Regions from separate parts of the Homo sapiens genome. Here region 1 is linked to region 2. The links are chromatin loops, found by intact Hi-C in ENCODE. Cell type or tissue: IMR-90. All regions are shown on one strand. Each heading gives the region's core, and the rest is flanking DNA. Links, peaks and the distances in the headings are about the cores only. Region 1 has its middle 130 kb from the start of LINC01898. Region 2 has its middle 73 kb from the start of SMIM21.

Region 1 (6,773 bases), core at 1,005-6,004, 81 kb after region 2:
ATCAGATTTTTTTTCACGGAATACCAGCCCATCTTGCCTAATCTGGAAGGTAATGTTTACCTTCCCCTTGATTTCCTACCATTCTTCCCTAACTCCCTCCCCTTCTACAGTTCTTCCAGTCAGTCCCCCAGGCTCCCAGGAGTTCTGTCTCTCATTCCTCCAAACAAAACTTATTGAGAAATTAATTTATACTAGGGCATAATGAAGCTTAATTTATTGTATCTTTCTGTGGTATTTTTGTAAGTAAGGACAAAATTTAAGGCAAATAAATACATAATGGGTAAACAGATAGAAGACAGACAAACACATTGTAGGGAAAAGAAGCTCTGGCATTGTGAAATTATCTGCACAAGTCTTCCATCACTGGTCTGCTGTAAGCATTAGCAGAGCATTAGGATTCAAACATAGACTCTGGTACTAGGCAGAACTGGGTAGAAATGCTCTTACTGTCATTAGTTTTGTGACATTAGCAAAGTCATATTAATACGTAAGCCTTAGTTCCACATCTGTGAAATGGACAAATGCATATGACTTGGGGTTTATATGAAGATTTAGTGGAAGTAATGTACATGTTCTTTGCTGAGTGTCTAATAGTTATAAATAAATCTTTTTATTATCGCTCTCCCTATTACCTAACAATCTCTTTCACTCCATTGTATGATCAAAAACGTAAAGGGTATTATCATTGATATTTTTATTCATGATCACTTTGGAAATTCCCCTTACTTTTCATGGTTAGTTGCCATGTGTACTGAGTGCTGTCAGATCTTTAATTTCTCAGAGCTATTCCTCTCCTGTCTAAATGAGGAAAATCAGTCTCATTTTTAAAAAATCCATAGCCTATATGTCTTATAGATATATTTTAATTCTTTTTTTCTCCATAGAAGGCTAAAGGCTTAGCCCATATATTCCTTGGCATTTTCCAGCAATCAAGTGGATCATGCAGTTTCCCTGGGTCACAAGACAGTTCATGACAGCGTTGCTCAGTTTTATACCATCCGCTAGCCAGATAATGAATTTACAGAAGAATCCAAGACAGAGGGAAGAAGGTTTTAATTTCACTCTAAATATACATATACATACACACACATATACACACATACATACATATATACACACAGATATATATATATACACACACATACATACATATACACACAAATATTTTGTACATAATATGGGGAAGAAAGCTATGGAAGAAAGGTATTAAAAGGAGAGTAGGAAGGAAAATGAAAGATAAACATTGCCTTCCATATCAGGCAAGATGGGCTGGTATTTTGTAGGAACAATCTCATATATATGTATACATAATATATACATATATAGTGTGTATATATATATATGCACACTATTCTACTATATATTATAGTGGAATATATATTATATGTAGTATACATGCTAGTATATATAGTGTGTATATATATAGCATATATAGTATATATACTAGTGTATATGGCCAAAGTGGCCAGCACTGACCAGAATGAGGTCATGGAGTCCAGTAAGTGAGAAGATCCAACAGGGAGGAGTGAAGGGCTGGCAGTTCTCAGACGATCAGAAAGTATACATGGTAATCTTTGGTAATGAGGACAATATGATCATTTGTTGCTTTTTAAAATAAATTTCATAGATATTTCAGGTTTTAAAAATTCCTCAAAAATGCACAGTAGTTCCACTTCATCTCTTTGGTACATCTTTCCAACATCCCATGGGCCCTCAACTCACTAAGTGAGGGCAGTTCATATATCTAAAAGTCTAACCCCCTAGGAAAATGTTTTCCATGCATATTGTGAAACTATGTCCATGAATTATTCTAAAAGAGAGTGATTAAATTAAATAAACACATTTTAAAGATATTACTTTTAAATGCCAAAAACTGCAATTAGTTTTGCACTAACCTATACTATATATATATATATGGATGGATATAGTAGAATCAGGTCTGACTTCCAAAGTGAGTTTAACTTATCTTTTGGATTAAGATTTTAACCATGATAATATATGGTGGAGGTTTTCAAAATTTTGAAAATGGGATTGTGAGTCAGAAAAATCCAGGTTTACGCTTCCTTACCGGTCATGTGACCTTGAATAGTTCAGTTTTATGAAAGTGAGTTTAATTTCTTTACATATTAAAAATGGGAGTAATAGCTGTCTTCTTAATGTTATAGCTTCTTCCTAGATATCAAATGACATATATATGTGGAATACTATACAAATGAGGCAACTGTTATCACGCTTATTATCTTGAGGGAGGTCTGTGTCATGTACAGAGTAAACAAGTGGATTGGCTGAGTGGGATTAAGAGCATGAGAATCTTAAGGCTAATAATTTCATTTTGGTTGGTTCAAGTCAGAACTTGAGTTAGTGTCTTTAAAATGTATTAGTTTAATCACTCCCTTTTAAAATAATTCATTGACACAGTTTCACAATTTGCATGGAAAACATTTTCCTAGGGGTTTAGACTTTTAGATATATGAATGCCCTTATCTATTGAGTTGAGGGCCCATGGATGTTGGAAAGGTGTACCCAAAAAATGAAATGGAACTACTGTGCATTTCTAAAGATTTTTTAAAAATTAAAATGCCGATGAAATTTATTTTAAAAAGCAACAAAAGAGTGTATTGTCCTCATTACTGAGGATTACCACATTCTAAAATGACTTTCCTTTTAGAAGAAAGGCTTTTCATTTCCCCCATCCCCCCTTTCTCTCCCCACACCCACCGTGAGTGTGTTTGTCTAGAATGTTGGCCAAGCCACAGTTTAAACCCGTAAGAGACTGTTCTTTTATTATGACTTAATTCAATACAGGCTTAACTAATCTAAAACTTTTTTGTTTTTCAGAGTAATCCTAATACATTTGCACTGGAGCCAAAACCTTCTACTGTGTTTTCAGCAGAATGCAAACGAATGGCACTGATCAAATCTCTTTAAACTGGGAGGGAGCCTGTGGTGGGAACACAGGCCCCTTAGTTGTAGTGACATTGATGATAGTGGGGGAAAGCTTGTCATTTGGCGACTAGTAAGAAAAGCAGAGGGTTTCTCAGTCATGGCTTCTTGCTTAGGACTGGATGGGGACTGAGGAGCATCACTCCAACAATGTATGACTGATGAGGACAAATTGAGAAACCGCGGCTTAGTGCCCATCCTCATGAGAGAAGGCAAAATATAGGCCACATGTCCCCCAAATTCCGGATGCTTGGAAGACAAGAGCCTACAGAAATGCCAAATGGATTCTTAGCATATTTTACAGCAGCTTTGAATAATGTTTTCCTTTTTCATTCCTAATGAATCTAAGCTTTCTTTAAATATATATATTTTTCCCTTCTGCATAAAATCTTTCTGAAAGGACTGATGGATGAGAATTCATAGGTAAGTTCTTTAAGTTCTTTTTTTTATTCTGAGTTTTCTTTCATTCCCCTGCATTTGGAGAGTCTTTCAAACTCCCAATTTTAATGGAAATAAAGTTTGGCAATTCGGGATTTTTCTGTTGCCCACAAGAATCCCCAAATGAGTGTTTGCTCTGTCAGACCCTGTACATCGCAGCAACCTCAAACATAAAAATGCACTATTTCCAAAGCTAATGTCCTTCAAGGTTCATTATGGTGGGTAAACTTTAGTGGTTCAAATGCTCATGATACACACTGTAGAAGAGTTTGCACATTTGAAATCATACTCCACCTCGCAACAGCAAACAGAAAATGCCAAAGGAATGTAAGATACAGAATGATCAAAATAATTTTCATATTATTCACTCCAGGAAAAATGGTTTCTTTGGTTAAAAAATGTAAATTGCTGGTCAGCTTAATCTTCTAAGATTGATGGCAAGTACAGCTGCCATATTGAGTCGGAAAAATAAACTTTGACTCAAACACAAATGTGGTTTTGCCAGCTCGTGTTTAGGGTAAGCCACAACTTTCAGTGTCTCTGGATAGACACAACCATACTCCTTTCCAACTATCTTACTCTGAATTCCTAATTCTTGCAGTTTATTTTCTCTTCATATGACTCAAGAAACACATTTAAAAAAATATAATCACAAAAAGGAGGCAGGAATGTTTAAGGAGGTTTTTATTTGTGTTTGTTTTGCTCAGTGTTTGTCCTTTTCCTGTTCCTGACAAACTGCTTTTAAATTTCTTAAACCAGGGCCTTCTCAAGGGCAAAAGCAGAGAGTTCTGGAAGACATGATGCTTTCTGTCTTTCATAAAAAGTCTGAACTTGGAACTGAGTACAGGGATCGTGAGATGGAAGTGATAGAAAGGAAGCCCCTTCAGATCCAGAGGGAATGAACTTGCGTGGCAGCCAGGCCCACCAGGGCAGTGCCGGGCACGTGGCAAGACCCGAAGACACAGAGGCTCCACTTGCTTAGGGAGGCTGGGCCCAGCCCTGCAAACAGCTCCTGGACCCTAGGTTCAACATGAGAGCCACAGAGAGCCTCTTAGGAGACCACACAAGGAGCACAGACCAAAGACCAGAGCTTCCCAGGTGGCACGCCCTGCTCAGGGACCCCTGCACTGCTCCAGTCCTGGGTGGGTGAGGTGAGAGCTTCCCAGGTGGCACGCCCTGCTTGAGGGTCTCTGCACTGCTCCAGTCCTGGGTAGGTGAGGGGGGGACACCCTGGGATGGCTGAAGATGGGTAAATGCGCTGTTGGCTCCTCTCAGAGTCTTGTGTAATTTGGCATTAGGAGAACAAAGGTTTGGACATTTCTTAAGCATCCTATTATTTAATAGAAAAGTATGCATATTATTAAAGAAGTGAAAAAACAAAACACTTGAAAAGCTCTTGAAAGTTAATGAATGATTAAAATCACCCCTAACTTCACTACTTAGTGATTGTTAACGTTAAGGTGTATATCTTCCTAGCTTATTTTTCTACGTATAAATATATGAATATATGTATATATTTCTTAATAAGTAAGATTTTACTTGGTACATAATTCGGAATCATCTTCTCACATAATATGTAACAGGAACTTTTAAAGTCATTATTAAAAAGAGGTACCATTAATGGATAAATGCTATTCCATCATATGGGTTTAATCTACTTTCTGTCACACTTTCTTTGGCTGATATTACAGCTATGTGGGATGACCTCCAATAAGCTGTGTCCATCCTGTGGTGGGATGGGCCAGACAGAGTCCAGTTCCACCAGGGACCAAGCACATCACTGGATGTCAAGGCCATCGTTGTTGGAGAGGAGGAAGGAGCTGCTGGAGTTCCCTCTCCTGGCATTCCTCTTGGCCTTCCATAGACCAATATTTGAGCAATACCAATGGGATAGAGCCCAGGTAGCGGTGCTTCCTCCTATAGCTCTATGAGACTCAGACAGTAGAGTAGAATATAAGTCAGTCCGAATTATTATTTTCCCTACCTTTCTCTGGCTCCCTTCCATCACCCTTGAGGGTTTTTGCACAAAAGTGGTTATGCACAGTGGAAATGGCAGCAGTGGGCTCAGCACCACACTGTGGATGAGGTCCCCCCATCTAGCAGCTGCTCCCCACTAGGGCACAGTCCCTGGTCAAGGTGATGATGATGCCTGGAGGAACCTCAGTACTCAAGGGAGTCATGCTGGGACAACCCTCATTCCTGGAAATACCTTGAGGAAGGACAAAGAGAAGAGGAATAAATGAGGATATGCACCAATAATTGATTGGTGTGTTCACAAGCCAATGGCAGATGCTCCTCATGGATGCCCCCAGTAACAGGCCCTCTTAGGCACTGGATTCTGCACTAGTGAATGAGGACGCAGGAGAGATAGAACTCTGAAATGAGCAGCTTTGCATGACATTTGATTCTTGCATGGAGATTCTTAGGAGGAAGATTATTAGGTCCTAAGATCATGAACACATTTAAAGCTCTTGCACCATCTTACTGATTTGCAGAAAGAAACCAACTCACATCTTTTCAGAATTTTGAGAGATTTAAATTTCACTACATCCTTGCTAGCATTGGCAGCTAGACAGAAGGGACAAAAATGAAAAGGAGCTTCTAAGGATGAAGCTATCAGATAGGAGAATGAGAACAAACTTGAGCTGAAGTTCTGTGGAGTGGTTTGTGGCAAAGCCAGGACAAACCTCGTTCAGGAGATGGGCGTGGCGATGGCTCACTGGGTGGCACTGGCCTATTTTGGGATGGACACCTTGGTGGCACGGGCAGTTGAGAGAGGAGGAGGTAAAAAAGCTAACCTGTCACGGAAAACATGCACTCAGGCCATCATTCACACTGGAATGCAATTTTTAAATTATAAGGTCAGACACTTACTGCAGTTGAAATACTTTGTACACATAGAGTAAAATTTCCAAAGCTGAACATCAAATTAAGGCAGATCTGACTTTACTACATATAATTGCTTCCCAGGGCTGCCATAACAATGCGTCACAACCTGGGTGCCTTAAAACAACAGAAATGTGTCCTTACAGTTTTGGAGGCTGAGAGTCTAAAACCAAGGCGCCATCAGGGGTGTGCTCCTCCCATGGCTCTAGGGAACACTTTTGCCTCTCACTCAGCTCCTGGTGGCTCCCAGCAATCCTCCGCACTCTTGGCCTGTGGCTGCATCCTCCCAACCTCTGGCTCTGCCATCACCTGACTGTCTTCTCTCTGTGTCTGTGTGTCTTTCTCTTTGAATAAGGCCCACCCTACTCCAGCACAACTTCCTCTTACCTTGATTTCACTGCAGCGACCCTATTTCCAAATAAGATCACATTCGCAAGTACCCCAGGTTAGCGTTTCAGCATATTTTGGGGGAGAGGAACATATTTTGACCCACTAAGGCTAATATG
Region 2 (6,773 bases), core at 1,217-6,216:
ATCCAGTTTGTTAGAAACCGCAGAAGATGGTCACACACCATTGCATTAAGCCTTTGTCCTGCTAAGAAAACTTTATATATAATAAATATAAAGTATAAAAGACAACCTGGGTTAAAGAAACAAATCCAGGAGCTGTTTTCCAAAGTCATCTGGGCCATATTCCTGCAGACAGGAGGGTCTCCCTCTCAAGCTGGTATTTCTGTCTCCAAGGAAGAAATGCCCCTCCACATATTTGAGAGTGCATTTAGGTGCAATAACCTGGACTAGATAGCCCTTGGATGAAGGATAATGGAATTGTTTTGTATGATCTGAATTTAGAAAAAGGACCACATACCTCATCTTTAATAAGAAGAAAAGCAACGATAGGTTTAGTTTTGTACTACAACGTAACAGAAAGATCTTCTAACAATGTCCTGCGGCTTTCTGGTTTCTCCAAGCAGGAAGTGTTGTCTGGGAATGAGAGCTACTCTGGACATTGCATTTGACTCATTTAGGCTGCTACCCACTTAAAGCATCTTTCTAATCAAAGCAGAGTCTGGGATTAAAGGGACTAAAAAAGCCATCAGTCCACCTGACTCAGTGTCTGAATCCACAGAAAAATTTGCCAAGTTTAGATACTAGAGCAGAGATTGTTTATACATTACAAGTTGTCTGAATTGATAAGTTATAAAGGAATTAGTAAGATGTAAACAACTTCACTCAGGTTCCCCCTCCCACCTCACTGAATACGTAGTGAAGATTGAATCGTCGTAAGTTGTCTCAAGAATAGATTTCATTACAATGTGAATTTGAATGGTGTGACTGATTTATGGTACTGCTGATTTAGAGCTTTTTTATATTGCTCGGGTGGTCCGTCTGGCTAGCTTTCAAATTCAAAGTTTTATCTTTACTTTGGTTTGTGTGAGCTACTTTATTCCTGGAACATCAAAGGTAACATTTTAATCAAAAATAAAGGAAAACAGTATCATGTGATTTCTATACAAATAAAAAAAAGAAAGAAAGGCATATTCATCAACATAAAAGTCAATACTAAGAGAAAACTGGAACTTCCTAGCATTCACGCATTTTAAGAGAAAAAGAGAAGACTTTTAGAAAGAAAAGCTTTATGAAATAAACATACTTGAGAATATTAAAGAAACAAAGCTTTACCAATGAGCTAGGAAAAATTTAAGATTATAAATAAAATATATTTTGTGAAACTGAGATTAAGAAAGTAGAATGTGACTTTATTCACTTTTCTAGGTCTTTCAAATACTAAGCAAATTTTATTTCTATATTCATTCATATAAGGTCAATATTAAATTATATTCTATTTTCAATTCATTTATGAGTGTGTGAGTGTGTTTCGTGGGTAAAATGTGGTATTGCCAATATTGAACTCATGTAATTCCTTTAGTGGTTTTGGAAGTTTGGGACGGATAAAGTAATTGCTACTTTAAAATTGAATTTAAAACTTAAATTTGCTTGAATTTAAAATTGCTTGGTGCAGTGTCTTCCTTTAGAAATGGCTTTCTAACTAGAGTTGTTGTCATCCAAAAAAGAAGGTGCGCAATGCCATATTCGAGTGTTTGAGGCTGCAGAAATTCACAAAATATTGGCCTGAGGTTTGAATTAATAAGACCAGTGAACACATTTTTAATCACATTATTTGCCTGACCTTGGGTAACAGATTCCTAAAAACATAGCCTTAATGTTAAGTTTGTTTCTACTTGGGGGAATAGAAAAAAAAAGTTAGCATTTACACTTTTTATGAAAAATCCAATGTAAATCATTTTGAAACAAAAAGTGGGATAAAGACTTACAGTTAAATGAGGCGATGCTTGCATAACATTTCATAAATGTCACGTCTTTATTCTCATGAATGACCTTCTAATCAATAGGTTTACAGTTCTGACCAGTTTATAGATTCCACATTTTTCTGCTGGGGAGCTTCATGAATTGATGATGGGTGACCTAGTTTTTTATAAGAAGATCCAGGGGGCTCCCTTTGTGCTCCCATCCAGAGGCTGTGAGCCTCTGAGCCACTCAAGTACTCATACCAGTACGGTCAGCTGCAAATTGTAATTGGTAATTTACACACTGATATCTCCAGAAAAAGTACTGACAAGAGGTTTTAAATCCAAAATATTAATACTTCCTTGCTGATAAAAGCACTAAGAGGAAGAGGAGAAGAAGATGATGAAGAAACAAGAGGAGGATGAAGAGGATGAGGAGGAGGAGGTGGAGGAGGAGGAGAGGATGAAGCAGAAGAAAGAGGAGGAGGAAGAGAGGGAAGATGAAGGAGTAGGAGAAGGAGAAGGGAGACGATGTAAACCTTTCTGAATGTCATGTAAGATTCTACTTGGCTTTCAGTGAAAAACATTGTATGTTAATTTTGCTAGGTGAATAAACATAGCTTTGCTTACATGTGTCTTTTCATCTAGTTATAGAGTGTCACTTCTTGAAGGAGGTGAAGAGATGAATAAGGAACTTCACACAATTGAGGTCCTAGAACCAAATAACACCATTAAACTGTGCAATTGCAAAAGCTGCTTATAATGCTTTCTGTAAGTTATGCTTCTAAAAATATATTTTGCAGATGTCTCCAGGTATTGTATTCTTTATAATAGCAGTCATAACTCTTTTCTTCTATATCTAAATCATTACATCAAGGATGTAGTTACCATTGAGCTTTGGGGAGCACTGAGGGGTCCAATGCTTTGCTACTCAAAGAGTGGTCATTGGACCAGCAGCAGCAGCAGCAGCAGCAGCATCCAGGAGCTTGTTAAAAACAGAGACTGTTAGGCCCTTCCTTTCTCTGTGGAAACAGAATATGTGTTTTAACAGGGTTCCTTTTGGGTGATTCATGAGCTCATCAATGTTTCAGAAACACTGATTTTACTTTCTTCTGTATCTTCCCAAGCAGGAATATATCCATGCATAGATAGGCATTAATAATGAGAGTTTAAATGAAGAAACCAAGCCATCTTATTGGAGTGTTTAAGATGCACATGCTCTGTTTCCAAGTCATGAGGTTGTTTTGTTATTTATGTGGAGCCATAAAACACAATAGGATTTTAAAGTCTATTTATATGCATAAAGCTGGCATACATAGTCTCAAATCAATGCATTTATTTTCATTATCCTTGCATAATAGCCAATAACCCATAAATTATCAATCCTGTCATCACAACTTTTGCAAATCCTAAAATTGAGCATAATAAACTTTTTGGATGATTAAAATGTTACCCTAATTATTTATAACAATTAATTTTATCTCCAGCTCTTGGATTCTATTTGATCTGCCTTTACACATAGTTGTTAAGAAAATCATGCCAGTATGTTTGCACATGAACATCTGAATCAGAATATATCCAAATCCACTGGATTATTTCAACTCTTGACAATAAATCCCAGTTTCTGTGTGTGTTACATAGCAATTCCTATGACTCAGAAAGGCGATTTGACTAGATCTGCTGTTACAGCAGAGACCTAGCAAGAAGACGAGAAAGCTCAGTGGTGGAAATGTAAACACATTGTTGATGAGGTTACATTAGGCTATTTAAAACATTATTTAAGTACAGAGAAGAGATATCTGCCATACTGCAAGACAACTGAAAATTCTTATTGATGGATGACTTGAAAGAAAGCATGGACTGAAACCAGGGATCAGAAAGTCAAAGCTATAAGGATCCACTTAAGTTAAAACAACTGCATATTTACAACAGTCCTTCTCTCTCCTCATATATGCAAGAGCACTAATGGGATCTGAGACCTTTTTTTTCATGGCCAATTGTCTTTCAGAATTGCCAGATTTTTAATTCTCTGAGATAGTTTAGACATAAGCCTACATTAAATAAAAAATGGCAATCCAATTAAAATATGTAAACTATTTGTAAATGTTTATTTCTTTTTGCTAAATTTAATCAATGTACTACCAAAATAACTGGTCATTGATGTATTGCAAAGTAGAGAAAGAATAAGGCATTGGGTGTGTATTTATTTTTGCTGTTGTTCAAAGGGTGGCTCTTTAAGAAGCTAAGATTGTAAGAGCAGGTAGAAAAAAGGTGAACAATGTTTAATTGTCTTCTTGTTTTCTTTTTAGAATTGAGCAAATAGCTGGCATTCAATCATTAGCTATTAATTGGACTACACCTCTTAGCCTAGTTCCTACTGTTGCTAAATAGCCACAGAAGTCCACTGGACAGGGAAGGCAATGCAGCTTAATGCCTAATTATGCAGGTCATTTTTGTCCAAATGCTAGCTTCTGTGCTGTGGGAATAGGAAACAGCTTCTTGCATTCTGTAAGCCATATTTTTTCTCTCATCTGTAAGATGGGCTTACACCTACGTCAAAGGGTTATTTTATTTTAAGAATTAAAAATTACGTGTAAGAGTACTGAATATGATGCCTGGGATGCAGAAGGCCTCAATATACAACAATGCTTTTATTATTGCCGAGGTTGCAATGGAAAACTACCAGTACTATCTTTCCCTTCTCAGTGCTCAAGGTGCTGGGAGTAGCAAAGACAGATAGATGGTGGAGAGGGGAAGCTGCATGGATAAAGGTACCATAACTGTTGCTCCAGAAGTAAACCCTTGCCTTTATTATTTGTTCACATGCTCCCAGCATGTATGGGTCAGCAAGGGAAACTGCATGTAAACATGTTGCTGTCTCTTTGTAACCCCAGGAGCCACATCATATGCCACCTTCCATTAAGGTTTACTTTCAATAGCTAAATTCTGGCATCCTCTAGCTACATTAAGAGTAAATAGGGTCCTTGAGGTTCATCCATATTGTTGCAAATGTCAGGATTTCCTTTCTTTGATAAGGTTGAGTAGTATTCCGTTGTATGTATACACCATGTCTTGTTTATCCATTCATCTGTTGGGCATTTAGGTGGATTCCATATTCAGGCTGTTGTAAATAGCGCTGCAGTAACATGGGAGTACAGATATCTCTTCAACATACTGATTTCATTTCCTTTGGGTTTATACACAGCAGTGGGATTGCTGGATCATATGGTAGTTCTATTTTTAATTTTTCGAGGAACCTCCATACTGTTTTCCATAATGGTTGCACTAATTTATGTTTCAACCAACCCTGTAAAGGTTCTCTTTATTTCTACAGCTTCACCAACGTTTGTTTTCTTTTGTCTTTTTGATAACAGCCATAGTAACTGGAGTGAGGTGATATCTCATTGTGGTTTTGATTTGCATGCTTCTGGTGACTAATGACGTTGAGTATTTTTTGATATACTTGTTGGCCATTTCTGTGTCTTCTTTTGAGAAATGTCTGTTTAGGTCTTTTGCCCATTTTTTTAAATCATGTTAAGTGAAATAAGCCAGACACGGAAAGATAAATACCACATGATCTCACCCATATGTGGAATCTTAAAAAAAAAACTGATATAATAGAAACAGAGTAGTACAGTGGTTATCAGAGTATGGGGAAGGAAGGGAGGAGCGAAGGATGGGGAAAGGTTGGTCAATGGCTACAAAGTTACAGTTCGATAAGAGGAACAAGTTCTGATGTTCTATTGCACAGTAGGGTGACAATGGTGAACAGTAAGGTACTGTACGTTACAAAATAGCTAGAAGAGAGGCTTGTGAATGCTCTAACCACAAAGAAATGATAAACACATGAGGTGATGGATATATTAACTACCCTGACTGGGTCATTATACAACATATATGTATCAAAACCCCAAACTGTACCCTCATTCACATGTATGATCACAATGTGTCAATTTGAATGGATGCATGAAAAGAGTAAACAGTGTCATCACAAGGTACCTGAATATTAAGCAAATCCCAAGGATGTGCCCAGCCCCTGCTCCAAGTTCAGTTCCATTTTCTGGAATGTTCAAGAAAACCACTCTGACTAATGTTCAAGTCCTTTGGTTTCCTCAGTTGAGTAAAATAAAGAATGATTTCACAGAAAATACTTGGATGAATTTTTTAAAAAGCTGAAGGTTTGAGTGAAAAGAGGGAAAGGAAGGAGAATGTGTTTACTGCTGTTGGAAGAGCACATGACCTTTGCTTTATCACCCTGAAAAGTGGAACCCATCTATCAACTATCGAAAATGTCATTCAGTGACACACTTCTGCTTTCTTCTTTATTTTAGGTGATGGCCCTGTGAGGTGCAATTATCTGTAGTTTAAACCTCAGGGAATTACATTTAAGACTCTCAAAATGGTACATTTGGCAAATCATGAAACTTTTACATTGTATTACCCCATCATTGACCTGTTTTGAATTGTGAAGATAATTTTAGCTCGTTTCTGTCAGCCATATTTAAGACACCATGCATATACTTGTGTGAAGCTTGTAGAATGAAAATAAAGCTGCTTGGGATGATTATGTTGACATATGAATGTTAGCATGTGGCTCTGTTCTCCTGCACCCTTACATCGTCATCTGGTAGCATTCCAGCAAAATCATTCCAATTCATCATGTATTGTCTTTTTCCTCTTACTATTTCATGATGAAAGTTTTCAATACTAATGCTGCAAAGTGGGTATTATGTTGATCTATGCTAATCAGTTTCATGGATGCTGTCATATTACATTGTTAAGCAATGACACTGGTGAAATATTCTTGCATCTACTGTTATTGTGCAGACAGGCCAGTAGTGCCAAAGTGAAACATTCAGGCACCTGCCACCTTTGCTTTTTGATGGTTTCTGTCCGGCATGGATTTGCTAAGAATAGTGAGAAGGGAGGCAGAGAGGGTTTTGTCTGTGCTGTTATATGTCATCTTAAAGAAAGAAACACTGTAGAAAAAGGGTTTTT

The links. Peaks named below come from ENCODE experiments on the same cell type or tissue, not always from the same donor. Only the 100,000 strongest peaks of a DNase experiment are listed, where the experiment ranks them.
Region 1: it touches region 2 in a loop (2.7-fold over the local background); 2 of 110 quality-filtered maps call a loop at or near these places.

The regions. Positions count from the first base shown.
Region 1 is chr18:75,578,798-75,585,570 of GRCh38, forward strand. No RefSeq gene overlaps it. Among named protein-coding and RNA genes, the nearest start is that of LINC01898, 130 kb to the right of the region's middle. RefSeq lists enhancers at 3,910-4,410, 4,411-4,911. In IMR-90, for the core only: no CTCF peak of the experiment used is centred there; a DNase peak (open chromatin) is centred at 3,864; H3K27ac peaks cover 1,574 bases.
Region 2 is chr18:75,497,263-75,504,035 of GRCh38, forward strand. No RefSeq gene overlaps it. Among named protein-coding and RNA genes, the nearest start is that of SMIM21, 73 kb to the left of the region's middle. In IMR-90, for the core only: no CTCF peak of the experiment used is centred there; DNase peaks (open chromatin) are centred at 3,449 and 5,179; H3K27ac peaks cover 289 bases.